Regions from separate parts of the Homo sapiens genome. Here all the other regions are linked to region 1. A link is a loop called in an ENCODE intact Hi-C map of the cell type or tissue named here. Cell type or tissue: Caco-2. All regions are shown on one strand.

Region 1 (8,000 bases):
CCAGTATGCTTCCTGTACGGCCTGCAGAACCATGAGCCAATTAAACCTCTTTTCTTTACACATTTACCCAGTCTCAGGGTTTTTTGTTTATTTGTTTTTTAATAGCAGTGCTAGAATGGACTAATACAAAGATTCTAAACAAACAGGCCTTGCTAAGCTCCCCCAGTTTATTACAGGTAGCTCATATCCCCCTCTGTCTAATCCTACTTCTGCACGACTCTGTCCTCTTCCTCCAACCTAAGCAGAAACAAACACAGGTTGCCCTGTTTCTTTGGAGTCTTCATTTCTGAAGGCTGCCACACATGTAAAATTTATATTAAATCAATGTGTTATGCTTTTCCCTTATTAATCTGTATTTTATTGTAAAGGCCTCAGTCATGAACCTTGAGATGGGTGAGAAAAATACTGTTTCTCTCCTACAGTAGCAAAGAGTGATGCTGGTATGCTCAACACATTCTTCTTAAGGAAAGTTAGTACTTACCATTTGCCTCCTCAATCCAAAGAGAGGGCATGGGGGTTTCTCCTGGCTCTCTGCTTACTGAACAGGGCTCCAAAGGAGCTACTTAGGTCTTAGGAGACATTGTGGAGTGGTGTTGAAGCCCTACCAGTCACAGCATGAAGAGCTAGGCCTGAGACTGTGCAGTCACACACTGCTCCACACCCAGAAGGGCCACACCTGGTTTAATGGTCTCTTGTCACCACCTAGAAATTCTTAATAGTGTTTGAACAAGAGGCCCTGCATTTTTATTTTGCAGTGGGCCTTACAAATCATGCAGCCTGTCCCATTGAAGGCCATAGCTACATGGGGAGCTAGAATAACAGAGGTGAGCCCTGGGGAAGGCACCAGCTGGAAGGTCATTGTCACAGTGACCCCATCTGGAAGCACACACTTACTGATAGCAGAAAGAGCAGAAAGAGCTTGGAGGGGTGTCACTGATACAGAACCTGAGTGGTATGTTAAGTGGCAGCCAGAGAAAGAATGTTGACCTCATTAAAGGAACATAATGGGACACATGCATTGAGGTGGTGTCTCCAGAGAACTCACAAATGCATCCGAAGACAAAAAGAGTTATCCTGGAAGAGCCCCAAAGTTCAGAGAGCAAAGTCCAGAGAACATAGAGGTTTTCTGTCCACTCCCCTCTCCTTCTTCCCCAAGCCCACTCCAATCCAGGAAGAGCCAGAAGGCCGCCTAGTGGGGACAGGGTAAAGTGAGAAAAGGAGAAGTTTTTGAAAGGAAGAAGCTTCCACTTATAAGAGGCAAATGGAAAGTTCCCCTTTCACCCTCAGGAGGTTTGCTAGAAAATCAACTCATCAAGGACAGATTAATGGGAGAAGAGCCACAGAAATTTATTTGATCATAGTTTTGGGTGACAGGGGCATTCAGAATGAAGAAGCCACCTCCCATTGGGGTGCAGAAGCTTATAAACCATCTTGAAGTTACAGAATGAATGGGGGCTTGGATCTTGGCAAAACAGGTTATAGGAGAGGGGAGAAGAGGAATTCTGTTGAGGGGCAATACATAATTCCTAGGGAGAATTCAATGAGTTTGAAGAACCTATGATGGTCTGAATCAAAGTCTGTTGGGCCCACAGAGTGAACAATGGTTTGTGACACAAGTCTGTTCAAGTTTGAGAGACTTTAGTCCTCTTTCCTGTGAAATTAGTTCAGTTAATGAAAACTTATGGAGAGGACCAGAGGTAATTTTTTCTTCTTTGGTAGGTCTGGACTTTAGTCAGATAAGGGAGCTTCAGAGAATGACTTCATCCTATGCTTTGGGAGAGATAGTTGGGGATGGAGGAAGGTCAGAGAGACCTTGAGGCTTCTTTGTCAGTTCAGCATGTATGAAGACCACAGTTTGGTGGTATTGGTTTCCCAGCTCCAATACACTGTAGGTCTCCACAAAGCAGGCCCAAGGGGTGGGAGGGAGAAGGAGGGAAACAAGAACTCCAAGTTAAGTTTAGGATTCTGACAGTTGCGTTGGTTGGACAATAAAATTGCTGAAACTGGACTATTAAAAATGACTGGAGGACTTCCCTTATCTAACCAGAAACACCATGTGACCTATTTGAGCAGCCACCTAAGGATCAAAGTCTGTAGAGAGAGGTTTCAAATGGACAGTAATGAGAAAGGGGAGCCTTGTTGTTTCCTCCCTGTCACCAATGGAATCTCACCCTCTCAACTTAACAAAGAAGACTGCAGAAGATCTTTTCTTGTAAATCATAGCAGTAATTTTACACAGAAGGTATCTTTCTTGAACTTGTTTTTGAAACAATAAGGATATTGAAAGCCTTCCAAAAGTTTTGTTAACATTATGAAATAAATTGTGTGTTAGTTAATATCAGGAAAAAAATTTTATGAAGATGTCACTTCTGAAAAACCCCATGCATGGTGATCAGTGGTGTTGCATAGTGAAGGAAAACCCACCAGGCTTGGAACTAAAACTAGAGCAATATCTCCATTTGGCAATCATTGAATCTCAGTTGTGGTAGCTTAGCCCATCAAGGTGATACCAATGTTGTTAAAGAGAGGAAGTTAAACGCACTAACCAGAAAGTCTCAGAGTACACTCAAAGTACTTTAAGGTTGTGTTAGAAACTAATAATAAAGAAATTCACAGTTTAAGCCGACCTCCCATCCATGGACTCAAAGGGCCACATGAAGGAAGTGGTTTAAAAGACACCCTGTGGTGCCTAGGTATTGGAAGTCAGCCTTAACTATAAATTTCCTTGTTTTCATTAGCTTGGGTTACAACAAGCTGAGCATTTTTTGAATGCCCTCTTAGGTAACTTCCTTTTTTTTTCTTATAAGTTCCATAGTAAAAGAACTTCTGTAATCAGTAATCACACATTCTATTCCTATTTTATGTACTTTCACAATGAAAGACAAACTTATTCATGATCTCATAATTACCTATCTTGTCCTGTGTAACAATCCATTCTTTGTATCAGAAAACATTCTTCTAGGGATTTGGTAAAACCGGTTGAGCAGGTTTTCCTGCAGAAAAACCCAGTTCAAACAGTAGCTCACAAATGTAATCTCAAGTATTTATTTTCACATATGAGTAGGTAAACATCAAATACATAACCAGCAAATTTTTTTTGAACATTCAAAGGTAGCATTAAATTAGTGCCTGGGAATAAAACAAAATACCTCAGGTATTTAGTGATCAGTCAAAACAGGGAAACACAGTGATGGTAAATCTCATGACAGAACCCAATGGCTGGAGACTGCAGCCCATTTTGATGGCAACCTTGAGGTTTACCTGTGGCCATTGGGGCTGGAGGCTTTAGCTCTATTTTATTAAAAAGCAATCCAAATGACTCTTTCAAAGATTCGTGTGTGAATATTATTGAATTCATTTACTGACTAAACACTAAAATTACATGTTTTTTTTAATGACTCAAGTCAGTATGACATTTCATTCCATTTTGCCTTCATTGGCATCAATGAAACTGAGAAAGAAGTGCACTCTGTGTTATAATACCACAATTTAATTTTTTTTTTTTTTTTTTTTTTTTACTATTAAAGAAGTGGAAAAAAAAAGACAGTTAGATAAAAGGTAAAAGTTTAGGGTAAAATTCTGCAGCTCCTTTAACCATAAAATAACATTAGATCAACATCATTAAATGCTAGTGTAACTCTTATCCCAAAGCCTCTTCCGAGTAAACAATCCCTCCAGGATATCGGTTTTCTGTAGCAATGTGCTTAGAAAAAAACCCTTAGTTTCTATGCCAAGAATAAAATTCTAGCTCTCAAAATATTTGCATATGTAAACATTTCCAAATTCATATTCTATACACATGCTAAAACCTCTTGGTGTTTATACATGCTTTTGTGATTAGTCTTCAAACTTTTTGTTGGCCAGATATGTAAAACCCACAGCTAGAAGTTGGATATTAGAAAAAAGGATAAAAATAGCAATAAGGATAATTTTGTTCATTATTAGCACTTAAAATTATGCTTAGCTCTAAGAAGGAATTATAAAATACTGAAGACCCCAGGTAGAAGTATTTGTAATTTAAATTTTACCTATGTTTAGGTTTGTACCCCAAATTTGTCAGGATCTCTTAATTTGAGAATAGGGGAGTCATTGGCTAAGACATAAGATAAAAGGTGCACCATCTTGATGGGACACAATGGTTTTCCTTTTCTCTCCAGTTGAGGCAAATTCAACTAGGGTTTTTGATGTGACATGCAGTCTAAGACATCACAGGCCAATCAGTGGATGTGCCTGTGATGGGTTAAAAATGAAGGCACATAGACACACCTAATTATATATAATTCACCCTAAGATGTTCAAATTCTAAATATTGGGGAAATATAAGAACTTACTAAAAAGGTGCAATTTAGCTGTAGCAAATGATAGGATTGTTTCTAAGTTCCATATTACTTCAGTGCCTGTGAATTTCACTACATAAATAATTTATAGGAAACTGACCTTAATAATTACTTTGAAAAGAAGTCATGAATATCAGTCGTTTCAAAGATTGAATCAATTGTTTTCCATGATCGCAGAGAGCTGCAATTATTATACATTTTCTACTTCTATCTCAAATGTTATTTTTTGGTTCTCTGTACATATAGCCCATTAATTTAGTCACCCAAGATACAAACTAGCTTTAGTACTTCTCTCTGACCCTTGGGGGATCTTCAGAGGAATTGGACAAGTATGAGAGAGAGGCCAAGCAGCTCTGTGCTCATATTGTCACTGATTTTTCCGCTGTACATTCTTCAAAAATCTTCCCTTTGACAGAAAAAAAGTTATTTCATTCTCTGTCATTCTTTAACATATAGTGGGAGACATGGCTGATTTATTTTTTTAATCAAATGTTGATTGAACGCTTACTCTGTGCCAGGTATTTTTTTAATTCCACGAACCCAAATAAAGATAATACGCTCACCCTGAAAGAGCTTATAGTATATTTATATCTTAGTCTGTTTGGGATGCTGTAACAAAACAGCATCCCAATTGGATGCTGTTTTATAATTGGGTGGCTTATAAACAATAGAAATTTATTTTTTATAGTTCTAGAGGCTGGGAACTCCAAAATCAAGGTGCCAGCAGATTTAGTGTCTGGCGAGGGCCTGCTTCCTGGTTTGTAGAAAGTGCATTCTTGCGGAGTCCTCGGGGCCTGGTGTAAGGGACAAAGGAGCTTTCTGAGGACTCTGCCCTCATGACCTAATCACTTCTTAATACCATCACCTTTAGGGTTAGAATTCCAACCTATAAATTTCGGGGAGACATAGGCATTCAGAGGGTAGAAATTTATAAATGTTAATATGAGTCACATTCACGCATTATTATGCATAGTTTTAGATATAACCTTCACCAGGTGACTTACTATCTTTATAAAGAAGACTTTTAATATTTTGATTTGCTCTCACACTTAACATAATAGATATTGCCAGATAAGTAAGTTAACTCATGGTATGTTGTTTAGTTCCAAGAAGTGGGCTTCAGTGCAGAAGATAAAGACATAACTCTTATCCATTGGGGAAGTTATGATGTTCTAGAGAAAAAGAATAGCAGAAGAAGAGAGAGGTACAGAAACCCTGAATAATCAAAAAGGTGTATGAAAGGGATGCAACTGTATTGTAAGGGAATTGAAACTTATTTGTCACTGGCAGAGAAAATAAATTGGCACCCTCATTTTTTAATATATCTCTTAAAAGTCAATCAGCACCTATTGACACCTGTCAACCCTTTTAAGTTTTCTTCTATTAGGAGTTAGTTCAGTCACAAGCTCAGTGGGCATCTATTGATTTAGTGTCTTTGAAAATGAAAGTTTAAATTGGCATGTTGGGGAACCGGTGTTGAGAGGCGTGTGAGATGGTTGGTTCTATATGTAAAATAAAGCCCTGCACTTGAGGAGATTCATGTTGGCCTCCTTCAGAGGAAAGAGCATTCTCTGGCACAACTCCATATAAAGTTGGTTCAATATTCCAATGACTTTACTTATTTATTTATTTTAATTGTGGGTTTGGTGTAGATTTAGGTCACTGGTGTTTTGTTTTATTTTATTGTATTATTTTGTTTATAGACAGAGTCTCACTCTGTCGCCCAGGCTGGAGTGCAATGGTGCCGTCTCAGCTCACTGAAACCTCTACCTCCCGAGTTCAAGTGATTCTCATGCCTCAGCCTCCCAAGCAGCTGGAATTATAGATCCATGCCACCATATCAGACTGATTTTTGTATTTTTAGTAGAAATGAGGTTTCGCCTTGTTGGCCAGGCCAGTCTCGAACTCCTGGCCTCAAGAAACTCACCCGTGTCGGCCTCCCAAAGTGCTGGGATTAGAGGTGTGAGCCACCACGCCCAGCCAATATTCCAGTGACTTTAATAGGAACCTGTTAGGATCTATAAGGTGTAAGTCCACTGTTTTAGGAGAACAGAAGTTGTGTCAGGAATCAAATACCAGCCCCAATTTTCTAATTTAGCTTTTTAGAAAATGTTGTGGTTTAAATGCATGTGTCCCTCCAAAATTCATAACTTGGAACTTAACCCCTAAGGTGATGATACTGAGAGGTGGGACCCTTGAAAGGTGATTAGGCAATGAAAGCCCTACCCTGATGAATGGGATTATAAAAGCCTTATGAAGGAGTTTGAAGGAGTGAGTTTTTCCCTTTTAGGTCTTTCCACCAAGTGAGGACACAGTGTTCATTTCGATTGAATGATGCAACAACCAGGCATCACATCCAGAGCAGAGAGCCAGCCCTGAACAGAAATGAAATCTCTGGAGCCTTGATCCTGGACTTCCTAGGCTCCAGGACTGTTAGAAATAAATTTTTATTATTTATACATTACCTAGCCTAAAGTAATTTGCTATAGCAGCAGGAATGGACTAAGAAAGAAAATAATAACAATAATAGGCCGGGTGCGGTAGCTCACGCCTGTAATCCCAGCACTTTGGGAGGCCGAGGTGGGTGGATCACCTAAAGTCAGGAGCTCAAGACCAGCCTGACCAACATGGCGAAACCCTGTCTCTACTAAAAATACAAAAATTAGCTGGGCATGGTGGTGGACGGCTGTAATCCCAGCTACTTGAGAGACTGAGGCAGGAGAATCGCTTGAACCTGGGAGGCAGAGGTTGCAGTGAGCCAAGATTGTGCCACTGCACTCCAGTCTGGGAGACAGAGACTCCATCTCAAATAATAATAATAATAATAGAAATAAATAATAGAAATATATAATAATAATAATAGAAATAATAGAAATAAATAATAATAATAATAGAAATAATATCTCTCATTATTATTGAGATCTTGCAGTATGTTGGGTATTAGAAGAGAGCCTTTACAAACGTTATTTGAACATTAGAACAGTCATGAATGGTGGGTATAATCATTCTTATTTTACAGATTAGGAGGCTGTGTTTCAGAAAGATGAAAGAATCTAGAACTCTACAGATTGAAAGTGCCAAAATTGGTGTTACAATCAAAATGTGTCTCTAAAACCTGTGTGTTCCCCATCATTCTATATTGCCCGTAGCTGGATGTTTTTAGACATGGAGTTTGTTCCCTATTTCTGGTATTTTCTTATGTTCTGAGTAAACCTCAATAGTAATAATGAACTATTTAATAGCTTTAGATGGGCTTCCCTGTATTGATAGCAGAAAGACCCGCAGTGTCTTGAGTCACAGGGTGATCATGTTTTCTTGCAATATTATTCATGGTAGCACTTAGAGATTTTGCTAGTTGACTCATATCTAGGAAACATGAGGGCAAGCTAAGGGTAGATCAATTTGTTTCTCGTGGAATTGTTGAGACAAAAGGTCATTTGAGGGAGCAGAGGTGAAACTCCTGAGCAAAGGCTTAGGGCTGTTTATTCGCTGCTCTAATACATTCGTCAAATACTTTGTCCTGAGTGTATGATTTCTTGATGATAACTTGTGAACTGCTGTAAAATGCTTTCAGAGCCACAGATGAAAGGAATTGTGTCAGAACTGATAATGCAGTTGCTATGTTTGAAGTTATAAACACTTTTATTTTTGATATTATTGCCC
Region 2 (8,000 bases), 70 kb before region 1:
TGAAGGGTTGATGAATTTTGTCAAAGGCTTTTTCTGCATCTATTGAGATAATCATGTGGTTTTTGTCTTTGGCTCTGTTTATATGCTGGATTACATTTATTGATTTGCCTATATTGAACCAGCCTTGCATCCCAGGGATGAAGCCCACTTGATCATGGTGGATAAGCTTTTTGATGTGCTGCTGGATTCGTTTTGCCAGTATTTTATTAAGGATTTTTGCATCAATGTTCATCAAGGATATTGGGCTAAAATTCTCTTTTTTGGTTGTGTCTCTGCCCGGCTTTGGTATCAGCATGATGCTGGCCTCATAAAATGAGTTAGGGAGGATTCCCTCTTTTTCTATTGATTGGAATAGTTTCAGAAGGAATGGTACCAGTTCCTCCTTGTACCTCTGGTAGAATTCGGCTGTGAATCCATCTGGTCCTGGACTCTTTTTGGTTGGTAAACTATTGATTATTGCCACAATTTCAGAGCCTGTTATTGGTCTATTCAGAGATTCAACTTCTTCCTGGTTTAGTCTTGGGAGAGTGTATGTGTCGAGGAATTTATCCATTTCTTCTAGATTTTCTAGTTTATTTGCGTAGAGGTGTTTGTAGTATTCTCTGATGGTAGTTTGTATTTCTGTGGGATCGGTGGTGATATCCCCTTTATCATTTTTTATTGTGTCTATTTGATTCTTCTCTCTTTTTTTATTAGTCTTGCTAGCGGTCTATCAATTTTGTTGATCCTTTCAAAAAACCAGCTCCTGGATTCATTAATTTTTTGAAGGGTTTTTTGTGTCTCTATTTCCTTCAGTTCTGCTCTGATTTTAGTTATTTCTTGCCTTCTGCTAGCTTTTGAATGTGTTTGCTCTTGCTTTTCTAGTTCTTTTAATTGTGATGTTAGGGTGTCAATTTTGGATCTTTCCTGCTTTCTCTTGTGGGCATTTAGTGCTATAAATTTCCCTCTACACACTGCTTTGAATGTGTCCCAGAGATTCTGGTATGTTGTGTCTTTGTTCTCCTTGGTTTCAAAGAACATCTTTATTTCTGCCTTCATTTCGTTATGTACCCAGTAGTCATTCAGGAGCAGGTTGTTCAGTTTCCATGTAGTTGAGCAGTTTTGAGTGAGATTCTTAATCCTGAGTTCTAGTTTGATTGCACTGTGGTCTGAGAGATAGTTTGTTATAATCTCTGTTCTCTTACATTTGCTGAGGAGAGCTTTACTTCCAAGTATTTGGTCAATTTTGGAATAGGTATGGTGTGGTGCTGAAAAAAATGTATATTCTGTTGATTTGGGGTGGAGAGTTCTGTAGATGTCTATTAGGTCCGCTTGGTGCAGACCTGAGTTCAATTCCTGGGTATCCTTGTTGACTTTCTGTCTCGTTGATCTGTGTAATGTTGACAGTGGGGTGTTAAAATCTCCCATTATTAATGTGTGGGCGTCTAAGTCTCTTTGTAGGTCACTCAGGACTTGCTTTATGAATCTTGGTGCTCCTGTATTGGGTGCATATATATTTAGGATAGTTAGCTCTTCTTGTTGAATTGATCCCTTTACCGTTATGTAATGGCCTTCTTTGTCTCTTTTGATCTTTGTTGGTTTAAAGTCTGTTTTATCAGAGACTAGGGTTGCAACCCCTGCCTTTTTTTGTTCTCCATTTGCTTGGTAGATCTTCCTCCATCCTTTTATTTTGAGCCTATGTGTGTCTCTGCACGTGAGATGGGTTTCCTGAATACAGCACACTGATGGGTCTTGACTCTTTATCCAATTTGCCAGTCTGTGTCTTTTAATTGGAGCATTTAGTCCATTTACATTTAAAGTTAATATTGTTATGTGTGAATTTGATCCTGTCATTATGATGTTAGCTGGTGATTTTGCTCGTTAGTTGATGCAGTTTCTTCCTAGTCTCGATGGTCTTTACATTTTGGCATGATTTTGCAGCAGCTGGTACCGGTTGTTCCTTTCCTTGTTTAGTGCTTCCTTCAGGAGCTCTTTTAGGGCAGGCCTGGTGGTGACAAAATCTCTCAGCATTTGCTTGTCTGTAAAGGATTTTATTTCTCCTTCACTTATGAAGCTTAGTTTGGCTGGATATGAAATTCTGGGTTGAAAATTCTTTTCTTTAAGAATGTTGAATATAGGCCCCCACTCTCTTCTGGCTTGTAGGGTTTCTGCCGAGAGATCCGCTGTTAGTCTGATGGGCTTCCCTTTGAGGGTAACCCGACCTTTATCTCTGGCTGCCCTTAACATTTTTTCCTTCATTTCAACTTTGGTGAATCTGACAATTATGTGTCTTGGAGTTGCTCTTCTCGAGGAGTATCTTTGTGGTGTTCTCTGTATTTCCTGAATCTGAACGTTGGCCTGCCTTGCTAGATTGGGGAAGTTCTCCTGGATAATATCCTGCAGAGTGTTTTCCAACTTGGTTCCATTCTCCCCATCACTTTCAGGTACACCAATCAGACGTAGATTTGGTCTTTTCACATAGTCCCATATTTCTTGGAGGCTTTGCTCATTTCTTTTTATTCTTTTTTCTCTAAACTTCCCTTCTCGCTTCATTTCATTCATTTCATCTTCCATTGCTGATACCCTTTCTTCCAGTTGATCGCATCGGCTCCTGAGGCTTCTACATTCTTCACGTAGTTCTTGAGCCTTGGTTTTCAGCTCCATCAGCTCCTTTAAGCACTTCTCTGTATTGGTTATTCTAGTTATACATTCTTCTAAATTTTTTTCAAAGTTTTCAACTTCTTTGCCTTTGGTTTGAATGTCCTCCCGTAGCTCAGAGTAATTTGATCGTCTGAAGCCTTCTTCTCTCAGCTCATCAGTCATTCTCCATCCAGCTTTGTTCCGTTGCTGGTGAGGAACTGCGTTCCTTTGGAGGAGGAGAGGCGCTCTGCGTTTTAGAGTTTCCAGTTTTTCTGTTCTGTTTTTTCCCCATCCTTGTGGTTTTATCTACTTTTGGTCTTTGATGATGGTGATGTACAGATGGGTTTTTGGTGTGGATGTCCTTTCTGTTTGTTAGTTTTCCTTCTAACAGACAGGACCCTCAGCTGCAGGTCTGTTGGAATACCCTGCCATGTGAGGTGTCAGTGTGCCCCTACTGGGGGGTGCCTCCCAGTTAGGCTGCTCAGGGGTCAGGGGTCAGGGACCCACTTGAGGAGGCAGTCTGCCCGTTCTCAGATCTCCAGCTGCGTGCTGGGAGAACCACTGCTCTCTTCAAAGCTGTCAGACAGGGACATTTAAGTCTGCAGAGGTTACTGCTGTCTTTTTGTTTGTCTGTGCCCTGCCCCCAGAGGTGGAGCCTACAGAGGCAGGCAGGCCTCCTTGAGCTGTGGTGGGCTCCACCCAGTTCGAGCTTCCTGGCGCTTTGTTTACCTAAGCAAGCCTGGGCAATGGCGGGCGCCCCTCCCCCAGCCTCGTTGCCGCCTTGCAGTTTGATCTCAGACTGCTGTGCTAGCAATCAGCGAGACTCCATGGGCGTAGGACCCTCCGAGCCAGGTGCGGGATATAATCTCGTGATGCGCCATTTTTTAAGCCGGTCCGAAAAGCGCAATATTCGGGTGGGAGTGACCCGATTTTCCAGGTGAGTCCGTCACCCCTTTCTTTGACTCCGAAAAGGAGCTCCCTGACCCCTTGCGCTTCCCGGGTGAGGCAATGCCTCGCCCTGCTTCGGCTCGCGCACAGGGCGCACACCCACTGACCTGCGCCCACTGTCTGGCACTCCCTAGTGAGATGAACCCGGTACCTCAGATGGAAATGCAGAAATCACCCGTCTTCTGCGTCGCTCACGCTGGGAGCTGTAGACCGGAGCTGTTCCTATTCGGCCATCTTGGCTCCTCCCCCCATTCTTTCTTTAAGTAGAGCTCTCACTCTATTAATAACTTTACCTATAAATCACTCTAAAGAAGGTTTTCCACTGTAAGTTTTCTATTAAAAATTATTCTAGCTTTCTGTGCTAATTAGGGTAAAAGAAAAAGAGAATCAGGTTTTAGTAGATATTGAGAGTGCTGTTGCTTAGACAGTGCTTGAGACAGACAGTGCTCTGTACAAACAAAGCAAATTGTGAAGGATTATGCTGAGCACTGTACAATTGCACCCTCTTCTTATCTGTTGGGCAGGGCCTTCCTATCGGGTAGAATTGTGGGCCTGGGCATTAGGTAGCATTCTCACTCTGTTTCTCACATGAACAATGGGGAACTACGATACATGCTGTCTCCCTCTGTAGCTCACTTTTGTTTTCTACCCTGGTATTCACGTTCCTACCATGCCAAAGTTTTCAGTTTCTACTGTGAGTAGAAAAGAAGAAAGCTGAGTATTACAGCTATTGTTGAAAGGTTTAAAATGGCTTATAGAGATTAATTTGAAATGACACTGTGGAGCTCAACAATTCATGATGGCTATTTTCATTTATTTGACAATTTTGCATGCTTCTTGCATGAAAAGTTTTCCTTGGGGAATGACCCTGTTTTATTGATTGTTATTCTAAATGAAATAAATGTCGAAGCACATGATGAGTGGACTCTAACTGAAGTGTAAATTACTATGCCAGGAACGTTTTCAGTAAACAATTACTGGTGAATAATCAAGAAATGCAAGCTTATAAATGATGCAATATTCAATCCGTAAATACTTTCCCATCATTCCTTTGCAAACCATTTTTCCTTTCCATGTGGAAATACCATGTCAATGAATTAACACTCACTATTTGATTTAATTGGCATGCTCACTTACCAACTGTTGCTCATAAATTAGGATTCATGGAACATTTCTGAAATCCTGTCAAACTCTCCATTTTTAGCAGGCAAGAGTTTTTTGAGGCAAACTCAAATGCTCAGTTTACTATGTGAGTTGAGACACAGAAAAGCTGGTGTAGTGTCATGCCAGCTGCTGTGGGCTGCTATTTATTAGAAAATTGTGAGGATATGTGTGCTTCTAAAACTGTCTTTTCTCTTTTTAAAATATACCATTGTTTAAAAAAGAAGTACTTTATACTCTCAGTGTGAACGCTTTGTCATCTTAATATGTGACAACCTATAAAATAACTAACCTACACCATTTCTCTTGCACGTCCTTGAATCTCACCTCACTTCTTTCTCTTCCACATTCTCTATTCAAAATATGGATTTTAAAATATGGATTCCAAAATAACTTAGTTACCCACTATTTTATCACAATAGCCCACCAATAAGTTATGTTTTGTTTGTTCCTTCTAGCTGAAATGCTAAGACCTAAATATTTTTAAAAGTGTCACTCAGTTTTTTTTTTTTATTTCCACTTAATGCCAAATATCTAGATACCTGGTATTAGATATACAATCTAAATGAGTGACACAAGTTTTCATTGCATGTGGACATCAAGGTTGGAGGGAGTGAGGGAGGGAGAGTGAGAGCGCACTTGTCTATGGGGATGCCAGCCCCTCTGCATGTTATTCTTAGAGGCCTCATCTTGTTCAAGCAAATTACCTCATCGCTTTCTTGGCTTCCTGTCTGTTCTTTTCCATCTCTTTGATGTATTTTATTATTGTTTTTGGAATCACTGAATGATCAATCAATTAACAAATTGCAGTTGCTTATTCAACCTCTATAAAATGCATAGCACAGTAGAAATCTGTAAAATGAGGGAATCCTGACCTGGTGAAGTTTATATTTTTATAATACAATTATTGAAACATCAAATAACTCAATAACATGAAAACACTGCATATTTATAAATGCAAAAGAGTGTAACTTAAGCCGAATACGTAAACACAAATATGGAAGAAGTTTGGTTTAAAATTTTTTTTTGAGTTGCAGATTACAGTAATCATTGGTGAAAGGTAGCTGAACAGTTACTTAGGGTGAAAGTGAATTTTCAGTCCCTAGAAGTTGGATTGAATTATTGTTATTCAGAGGGAAAAAAAGGCAAAGGGACTGAAGTATTTTTAATTCTTTTCTTTGCTAGAGTGGGAAAGTAAAGTCTATAAAAGTATTGGTCATGTTAATTATCTGATCCAATAATACAAGGGTCATTTACCAGTTTGCTTAATGTCTGTAGCCATGGAATTGGATAGAACTATCAGTACTTTTCTCTTGTTACTGTTAGGAGTCCGGAAAGAAGTATAATTTGTTGTTATTGTTGACTATCTGTTCTGAGAATCTTAACACAGCAAAATGGAGTGAAAGGTATACAGTGCCAGTGAACCAATCCTTTGGGCATCAGGTTTCTGGGTTTTGTTTTTAATATTAGGCTGGTGCAAAAGTAATTGCAGTTCTTGCCATTAAACTTTTCAAAGCCCTTCCCTCTCTCCTGCTCTCCCATCCTCCCTCCCTTTCTCTCTCCTTCCCATTCGCCCTCCTTTTTTCTCTCTCTCCCTCCCTCCCCCCTTCTTTCCTTCCTCCTTTCTTCCTTCCTTCTTCCTTTTCTTCTTCCCTCCCTCCTTCCCTCTTTCTCTTTCCTTCTCTTCCATTCATTTATTCACAAATGAGGCGGGGCAGAACTCATCACTGAATACCACCTCTAGCCCTTCCTTCCACATCCCTCAGCCTATTTTCACAATCAATTTCAGTAGGAACAAAAGCGTTGACAAATTGCCAACTGGGTACTTATTTTCAACAAGGGAAATTTTGTGATAATTTCATTCTCTAAGTTAAATAGAGAGTGCTCATTTTATCTTGCCTAATGTGTATGATGTCTTAAGTCTAAGAAATATATCTCATGTGTCTGTGGTACTTGTCTTGCAATTTGAAAACGTTTTATGGCTCAGTCTTTCCTTAAAGGACAGAGCAAGTTATTTTTAGCTGTCAGCAGCAATCTATATTGTAATACTTTCAGATACGGTAGTCTCAGCTCTTTCCTAACCTCTCTTATCATAGTGGTAGGAGTTGTTAGACACTGAATATATTGCTGGGCAGAGGAGTGGAATTTCCTTGCCTGATGACCTCAACAGTCAGCAGGACTGTCACCTCACTGACTTCCCTGGAAGTAGGAAAATGTCCTGGATGAAATCTAAGGGGCCCCTTTTCTTTGACACTGGGGGTACATCTACTTAAGAAAGTGAAATCCGGTCAGAACTTATGATCAGTCTGTCTTCTTCATTTGGGACCATTCAAACACTTATCTCTTGGGTAAATTATAATGAAAATGATAAAGGTGGCTATTCTCTCTCTCTCTCTCTCTCTCTCTCTCTCTCTCTCTCTATATATATATATATATATATATATATGTCCAATTATATTTCTGTAGGCCCAGTCCTGTAATCCTAAACACCTTAGCTGAGACACTATAAACAAGATTGTAATTTCTGACAGATCAAAGTCTGTTAAAGAGTGGTTCACGATGAAGACCCTAAAACATGCTTATGACTCTGTTTCCTTTCCAGCGATCTCTTGTCCAGAAAGTAATGTCAACGCTTTGAATATCTACCAAAACTGGTGGTTTTGTCAGTACTGAGAAAACAGAATCTATCATCTATCCATCTGTCTGTCTATCTCTCTCTCTCTATCATCTCACACATTTGTAAAGGGTGAATCCGCCTGACCATTCTTATTTAACCAAATGAACAGTAAAAAACACATCACAAAATAAGTGGATATGTGTTTTTATTTTCCAAGAATAATGTATAAATTTCTCCCTATAAAGTGGGAGAAATAAATTTCCTAAATTAAATATATATTATCTCTAATGCTGTGAAATATGAGGTCGGCCCATTCCTCGAGGAAAATGCTGTGTTGTGTTAGTACAATAATTTTGATAGCTTAGATTTGATCATATGTGATTGTAGGACAACTGTCCAGTTTTATGACATCCTTGTTAACTTTTTCATTCAAAGGGACAGAGTTGTTGGCTGGTGGATTATGGTACAAATAGAAGCATACAGAGAAATGAAGTGAAAAAACAAAACAAAACACCTGAGGATTAATAGATCTCAGAGGCAACAGACAATTGACTCTGCAGTTTACTTTCTTTTGCGTTTCTTCTGACCTTTCTTCCAACCACATTGTGCAAAAGAGTGAAGAATCGTTGATAGGACATAAATGAAAAGCTTCATA
Region 3 (8,000 bases), 99 kb before region 1:
GACCTCTTACCTTGTGTTTTCCATAGTCTAGTAGAGGGCATGGGTGTAAATAGTTTATGAACACATCTTTAATGAATCAATTAATTCAAAGACATGTTTAATATATTAGTTACATGACTGATTAATGAATTCCCAAATCACTATTACATTTCAAAATATTTTGGAACATTCATATTAAAAGTTTACTTTTTTAGAACATCCTTTGTCTTTGACTTTGGAAGATTAATGAAGTTTTACATAAAAATACATGACATTGGGCAGTGTGCAATGGCTCATGCCTGTAATCCCAATACTTCAGGAGGCCAAGGCGAGCGGATCACCTGAGATCAGGAGTTTTAGACCAGCCTGGACAACATGGTGAAACCCCATCTCTACTAAAAATGCAAAAATTAGCCAGGTGTGGTGGTGCACACCTGTAATCCCAGCTACTCAGAGGCTGAGGCACGAGAATAGCCTGAACCCAGGCAGCAGAGGTTGCAGTGAGATGAGATTGTGCCACTGAACTCCAGCCTGCACGACAGAACGAGACCTTGTCTCAATATTGAGATCCTGTCTCCATATCTATATATCTAGATATATATATATATCTAGATATATAGATATATATATATATCTAGATATATAGATATATAGATATGTATATTGAATTCATGCATTCATATAATTGATCTGGCATTTATGTAGCACACATACACATACATACATTATATTCAGTGCTCTGTGATTGGCACAGAGGAGATTCAAAGATACATAAGCTACTTTCCTATCTTTACTAACTAAACTCGCTATTCATGGAAGAAAAGAGGAACATCCATCTTAAAATGAATGATGATATAATGCAGAAGAAACTGGAACTGTAATGCAACTGTGATTAGGGCTTTCCCAGTGATTTTAAGGAATGTTTTATTTCACTGGCTAATTTTATCTTTCCAGAGCAAATTGACCCATGCCTATTCAAATAAATTAAACTTTCATTTTGCTTGACCCATATATGGAGGATTTATAATTAATTTTGCTAATTCACATGATTTTCTACAAAAAATGGCAAAACATACCATTGTGTTTCTGTGTTAACAAGCATTAAGTGACAATAACCATTTCTTTTTTTGCGCTTCAAGAAATGTGAACTTGTTTTTAAAAAGTTCTCTATAGTTTTGAAGCTAATTTTATAATATGATGAGTTAATGTCCATTTGGAATTTGTATGAACCCTGCTAGAAACTTTTTTTGAAATTTTAAATTCAAATGTATTAGTGACATCTCCAGGTGTTAAATACGTTTGTTATTTCATATTTGAAAATTAACAAATTAAAAATAAATAACAGCAGTGAATTTGTGAATGAATAAAAAAAAGAAGAAAAAATCCAAATAGACATGAGAAGTTAGTATATGAAATTTGCATTTAAATAATTAGGGGAAGATAGCAACCTGGAAAAGGATAAAACTAGATATCAACATTACTTGTACAGCAACACAAATTAGAACTCTCTTAAATACTGAATGCAAGAAATGAAATTATAAAATAGCTAAAGCAAAATGTATAAAAGAGCTAATATTATAGTGGAAAAGTCATGTTAACTACGACCATAAAAGAAAGTTAGAGAAGTTTGATTATATAAATATTCATAGCATAAAATGAATTATTTTTTTTTATTGTGTAAAAGCATTATAATTCAATAAAAGGATTAACCATATGAAAGGTAAAACAAGTTTACAGTCAGAGAGAAAAACACACACACTCATATACAAAACTGTCAAAGCAGCAAAAAGATCCTTTTAAGCTAGTCAGAGTTAAAAATATATTAACCAAATTAGAGTGCATAAAACACTTTATTGACAAGGGTGTGGATAATCCAGCCATTCCTAAACACTTACTTGGTGTGTAGCATGATGGGTATTATTTCCACAGCACGTCAGTCTGTCTTACATGGCATCTGATTTCCAAGAAGAGGAAGCAGCTTGTCCCCCTAAAGTCCTCAGCCCAGAAAGGGACTGTTGTGCTTCTGCCATATTCTGTTGGTTAAAGCAGTTTCAGGGCCAGCCCAGATTCAAGAGATGAGGAAATATACTCCACTTGTGCATGGAGGGTTAGCAAATAATCTGCAGCCATCTTTAGTCTTCTCTCTTCATTTCTTTTTCTATTATATTTATTTCTATTTTTTTCTATTGAACAACTTTCATAATGTCCGCCTCTGGGCAAAGAGACTGAGAGACTAGAGATTTGGGATTAGAGGGACACAGTTTTCATTGTTTTCCCTTTTATACTGTTTGATTTAAACATTACAATGCTTATGCTTTATATGATTGATTTTTAAAGACAGCTTATTTTCTTCTTTTTTACTTTATTTCTAAAATTGACATACAATAATTGTACACATTTATGAGGTACCTAGTGGTGTTTTGATACGTATAACGTATAGTGATCAGATCAGGGTAATTAGCATCTCCATCACCATAAATATTTATTGTTTCTTTGTGTTGGGAACATTAGCTATCCTCCTAGCTAGCTCCAAACTAGCTAGCTGTTTGAAACAAAATATTATCATGAGCTATATTCATCCTACAGTGCCAGGTGACACTAGCATTTATGACTCCAATTATTCCTCCTATCTGGCTGTAATTTTGTCTCCTTTAACAAATCTCTCTCTATCCCTCTTTTCCTCCACCCTTCCCAGCCTCTAGTATCCTCTGTTCTGCTTTTTACTTCTATGAGATCAACTTTCTTTGGTTCCTCTTACAAATGAGAACATGCCGTGTTTAACTTTCTGACCTATTGAACTTAGTGTCCTCCAGTTCCATCCATGTTGTTGCAAATGACAAGATTTCATTCTTTTTTATGAGTGAATAGCATTCCATTGTGTACACATCCACATTTCTTTATCCATTCCTCTGTTGTTAGACATCTAGGTTGGTTCCATATGTTGGCTATTGTGAATAGTGCTGCAATACACATGGGGGGTGCAGAGATCTCTTTGATATGCTGATTTCGTTTCCTTTGGATAATTGCCCAGCAGCGGTATGGCTGGATCATACCGTGGTGCTATTTACAGTTTTTTGAGGCGCCTCCATACTGTTGTCCATTGCGGCTGTACTAGTTTGCATTCCCACCAACAGTGTATGAGAGTTCTTTTTCCTTCACATTCTCACCAGTATTTGCTATCTTTTGTCTAAAAAGACAGTGTAGTTTATATGTTATGAAAGCTCTCCAAGATGCACTATAAATTTTAAAAGTAGGAAAATACAGTATATAATGTATTTACAATATATACAGAATTTTTTTATTTCTCAAGAGTTGGATCCTGATGCCTCATTTGTGTACGTGTACGTATGTGTGTGTAAATGTGAAAATGGTGTAACATACTGTAAACACACACACACTGATAAGCAATGGCTGTAAGCAAAGTCATATGGGTAAATAGAAGAAAGAGCAATGTCTTCTCTACTGAAAGTATCACAAACATGTGAGTGCTGGGCTAAGTCTTCTCCATGTGGATTTTTACTATCTTCATCAAAACACTTGCGGTTTCAAACTAGTGTACTGCAAAAGATCAATGAACCTTTATCTTCTGATGGTGTGTTGTATGTGTACCATAGAGGCTGATAGCACGCAGAACCGGTCTGACTCAGAGCCACAGCTCATTTACAACATGGAGATATAATACAGAGATACACTTGGGCACTTTCTACAAAAATGTTTAGTCTCTTATCTGTATTACTGGAAATTTAAGCTTCTGTCTTAGAGTTAATTCTACTATCTGTTTCTGGTTTGAGAGTGAATTCAGGTCAATATAGATTCCTGAGAAATCCAGGGTATAAAATTCAATAATGAGGAAGATATCTTCATTCTTGTAGTCTACGTCTACAGGCTTACAAAATGGACAATGAAGACAATCTCATTTGCTGAACGGACTTGCAGTTCCTCTTTCCCTCCCCATTGGCGGTCCCAGACAATTAGGCAGTATCTTTGCCAGGTCAGTTGTTTTAGATCAAAGACTAAAGATGGGTAATTCATTCTGGTCCTTAATCACTGGAGCACTGGTCCTTGCAGTGCCAGTTCAAAGCCGGTTAATACTTAGTTTTAGGCTGAGAAAAGACAAAAAAATCTCAAAATATGACAACAATTCTAGGCATCTTCTGACACTGAATGATGCAGCAGTTCTGTGGAGACTCCAATTTTCAGACACTGTCTCCACTCCCCTCAGCACCACTTCGCACTACTTTTTGTCTCTGCCTCCTTCCTTAATCGTTACAATTCTTTTGCCTGTGACGATTCTAAAGTTATTGTTTGCATGGAATTTTCAGATACTGGGGAATGGAAAGAACTTCTCATTCCTTTCAGGAGCTATGGATAAAAGAGCAGGGTTTTCAGAGCTTCTCCCACACACAATACATAAGAAGGAATATGTGTTTGACAGTTCCATGAAAATTTTCTTTGCCTATTCACATGCTTTGGATCAATGACTTGTTTAATAAATATTGGTCAGTGACCTCTGAAATCTCCCATTATGCTCTAGATCCTTAGGAAAAGTGAAAATATCCTAAAATGTTAATGCCACTATTCTTGACCGAGGATCTATTAAGGGCTACAGTGAATCAGCAAGTTTCCAGCGTCTATGTACACAATGTATATTTGGGGTTTTAAGTGATATTTTGGAGAGGGGATCCCTAGTTTTCAGGAGCTTCTTAGGCAGGGCAGTTGCTCCACAATAGGTTAAAAGCATTTTACTATAGTATTTGATACTTCACTATTATTTTTGACCAAGTGAAATAACAGGTTTTAAAATGCTTGGGCAGGACAAAGACCTAGACACTTATAAATTATTAGTATTTATGTAGGATGTGCATATGTGTAGTGGGGAGGATGTGTTATTGGTACAGAAACTGCATTTCCTTCTTGTGTGCAATTCAGCTATGATCAATGAGTGCTATTACTTGTTGTAGGATCTATTTAGTGTGATTACTTAACTCACCCACCACATCTGATGGAATTCAGACGTGAAAAAATTTGTTTTGCCACTTCTAGGAGCAATTTGAATGTAAGACACAGGATTCTGCTTAGCCAGGCTTATTACTTATGAGAGTTGTCTCCATTTGTTTTCATATTTTTCAAATTTTAAACATCCTCTTTGTTTCAAAAAATTCATAACTTCTTATTTAAAAATGAAAGGTTTTTTTCACTGGCCATCAAACTAGTTGATACTATTGGGTTGAGGGTCTATGGGAGCCAAAGCGGTGGCTAGGCCACACTGCACACATTATTTTTAGTTTTTAGAAAATAAGGTTATTTTAGGTACAGCGGCATATGTGCCAGTTTGTTACATAGGTAAACTCATGTCATGGGGGTGTGTTGTACAGATTATTTCATCACCCAGGTACTAAGCCTATAGCCCATAGTTATTATTTTCTGTTCCTCTCATTCCTCCCACCCTCAACCCTCAGGGAGGCCCCAGCATCTGTTGTTTCTTCCTTTGGCACATGTTATTTTAAATGTCAGAATACCAAAAGTGCATCACTTCAGACAGACTAGGTTATGCTGTGATTATAAACCAACCTCCAGTACTTTGTGACTTAAAACAGCAGTGATTGTTTTCTCTGTTTTTTTTTGCTCACTTTATATGTCCATTCAACTCAGCACTGCTCTGCTCCATGTCATTTCCTCCTAGGGATGTGGCTGACAGAGGCCCCTTCACCTGGAACGTTGACCATCATTGTGGCAGTGGAAAGAGAATCAGCAAATTGTGCAGACTGTTAGTCGTTGCTGCCTTGAAGTGAAACATATCAATGTGCTCACATTGGATGCCATGCATTAGTAAAACAGTCACTGCCTAATTCCAGGGGAGTGGGAAGTTCAATCGACCCTATCATGTGTCCAGATAGGACAAGTGGAATATTGCTGAGCAGCGAAGGGACTGCTGTAGCAAAGGAGGGATTGTTTTGTTCATTTCACACATGGTGTATCTAAAGAGAAGAGAGCTTAGGTAACGTGGGTAAGGTCAATAGCCGGAATGTGGGCAACATGTTGCATAATGAAGAATTGTTGCTATGAAGAAACAATTATTGGAAAATATGAAAATACTATCAAACTTCAAATTAACTTAATGACCTAAGGATACTTAGGAGGACATTGAATTGTTCAGATTTCCAATGCAGCAATGATCAGTCCCGGAGCCTATGATAAGGTCCCTCAGGACACATGAATGATTAACCCCTTTTTCCCCCCCGACTTCCTCCCAAGTAGTTCTGTCATCTTGGGCAATTGTTTGATTGTCTAACTTTGCTGAGCCTTGAGTTTCTCCTCTAGGGTAAAGCTGCTGGGTTTGCGGGAGTCCCTTTCTACACTGACAACCTAATGTACTCAGTTGAATGCTTGGTTTCTGATCAGCTTGGAGTTTATATAAAGTTTATATATATATGTATATATATATATATATATATATATATATATATATATATATATATATATTTTTTAGACAGAGTCTTGCTCTATCGCCCAGGCTGGAGTTCAGTGGCACCATCTTGGCTCCCTGCAACCTCGACCTCTGACTTGGAGTCCTCCTTTTTCTGTTTGATAGATGAACCTGAGACCCAACAAGTGGATTCTTAATTTAGACTTATTCGAAATTCTAGCATTACTCCTTAGAACTCCAGGTTTTTCAGATATTACTAAAGCAGTTTCAAAAGTTTCCCACTCCTCAAAGTAATCTTCCTCATCAATGATTTTTATAAATGCAATCCGAAATTAAGCTACTGTTTTTGAAAGCACTTAGTCATTATTGCGATATGATATCCTGTTCAACAAGCAATTTTTGAGTATCTCAATATGTGGAACTACCATACTGAATGCTGGCTATGGACCACTTTCTACCCTTAAGGGCCTTGGTTTATCATGCAGAAATTAAGACAAAATTTTAGAGTTATCAGTTACTTGGATAATAAAACATTGCCTTTTGAGTAAAAATTATAGATTTAATATAGAATAAAAGCAATTTTGAAATACACACACACACACACACACACACATACATCTTCAGTTTTCACCAAAAACATTTTTAAGGCATAGTTTAAAAAGATATCTTATAGACGCAAAATAAACTAGAGATAAAACATCAGAGCAGAAATGATTATGCATTTGGATTATCTTAAAGTCAAAATCTAAGAAGAGTGTAATACAGAATTATGTTTGTTTTTTTCCACACTTCTTTACAGTAAACATCTTTATTGAGTCAGTACTGTACAGCCTGATAGTCAGTTTCTCCCACTTTCACTTGGAAGAAATAATGGTGAGAGTCTCTTCTGCTGGTCCATTTCCCTGTACTAACGTGTCCATAGACGAGACCTCAGCCCTCATCACCTGGCAGGGGATCAAGAGACTGAGAGCCTCCTGGTGTCCTGTCAGAAGGCCCTGAGGCACGCTGATGCCTTTTACATTAGAGGCAGGACCCTTCCGTCTTCATCAGCGATGATATACAGCCCCAGGGAAGCATCGCGTGTTCTGGGGAAACGCACCAGGAAAGAACAGTGCCTCAGACAGGCAGCTTTTCAAATGGCAGTCCTGGATGTGCAAATTCCTGAAAGCTCATTGGAGTTTTTACTTTCAAGACAATTTCAGAAGGTAATAGGGTAAGTTTTTTGCATTGTCAAACATTCATTTCAAAGACACTGCACAGTAACACAATGGCCAACCCAAACACATTAAGATCAGAATTAAATAAGACTAAATGAGGTAAATAAGTGAAAGTGCTTAGTAACTTTTGAATGCTACACAGCAGTTTAATATTTAATTATTATTTGATTTGCAGTTTTGGTTTCATATCTTTTTAGAGGTGATACCCTTTGGCTGCGAGCAAAGAAATTTTTCTCAATGTGTATAAAGGGCTATTCAAGAAGCTCACATCTACTAAAGTAAAAAACAATGTATTGTCCAAGCAAGAAATATCTTTTCAGAGCTGGCTTAAAGAATAATTTTGTCAGGATTGTGATTAACAAACTCAGGTTCTGTCG

What was found. Peaks named below come from ENCODE experiments on the same cell type or tissue, not always from the same donor. Only the 100,000 strongest peaks of a DNase experiment are listed, where the experiment ranks them.
Region 2: a loop joins it to region 1, with 2.4 times the contacts of the local background. A loop is called at or near these places in 4 of 110 quality-filtered maps.
Region 3: a loop joins it to region 1, with 6 times the contacts of the local background. A loop is called at or near these places in 2 of 110 quality-filtered maps.

Annotation. Positions count from the first base shown.
Region 1 is chr13:106,139,342-106,147,341 of GRCh38, reverse strand. No RefSeq gene overlaps it. Among named protein-coding and RNA genes, the nearest start is that of LINC00460, 230 kb to the left of the region's middle. In Caco-2, no CTCF peak of the experiment used is centred here; DNase peaks (open chromatin) are centred at 741, 3,001 and 7,793.
Region 2 is chr13:106,209,357-106,217,356 of GRCh38, reverse strand. No RefSeq gene overlaps it. Among named protein-coding and RNA genes, the nearest start is that of LINC00460, 160 kb to the left of the region's middle. In Caco-2, no CTCF peak of the experiment used is centred here; no DNase peak of the experiment used is centred here; H3K4me3 peaks cover 1,264 bases.
Region 3 is chr13:106,238,334-106,246,333 of GRCh38, reverse strand. All of the region lies in intron 3 of LOC107984626 (a long non-coding RNA gene), which reads left to right. Among named protein-coding and RNA genes, the nearest start is that of LINC00460, 130 kb to the left of the region's middle. In Caco-2, no CTCF peak of the experiment used is centred here; DNase peaks (open chromatin) are centred at 3,613 and 3,963.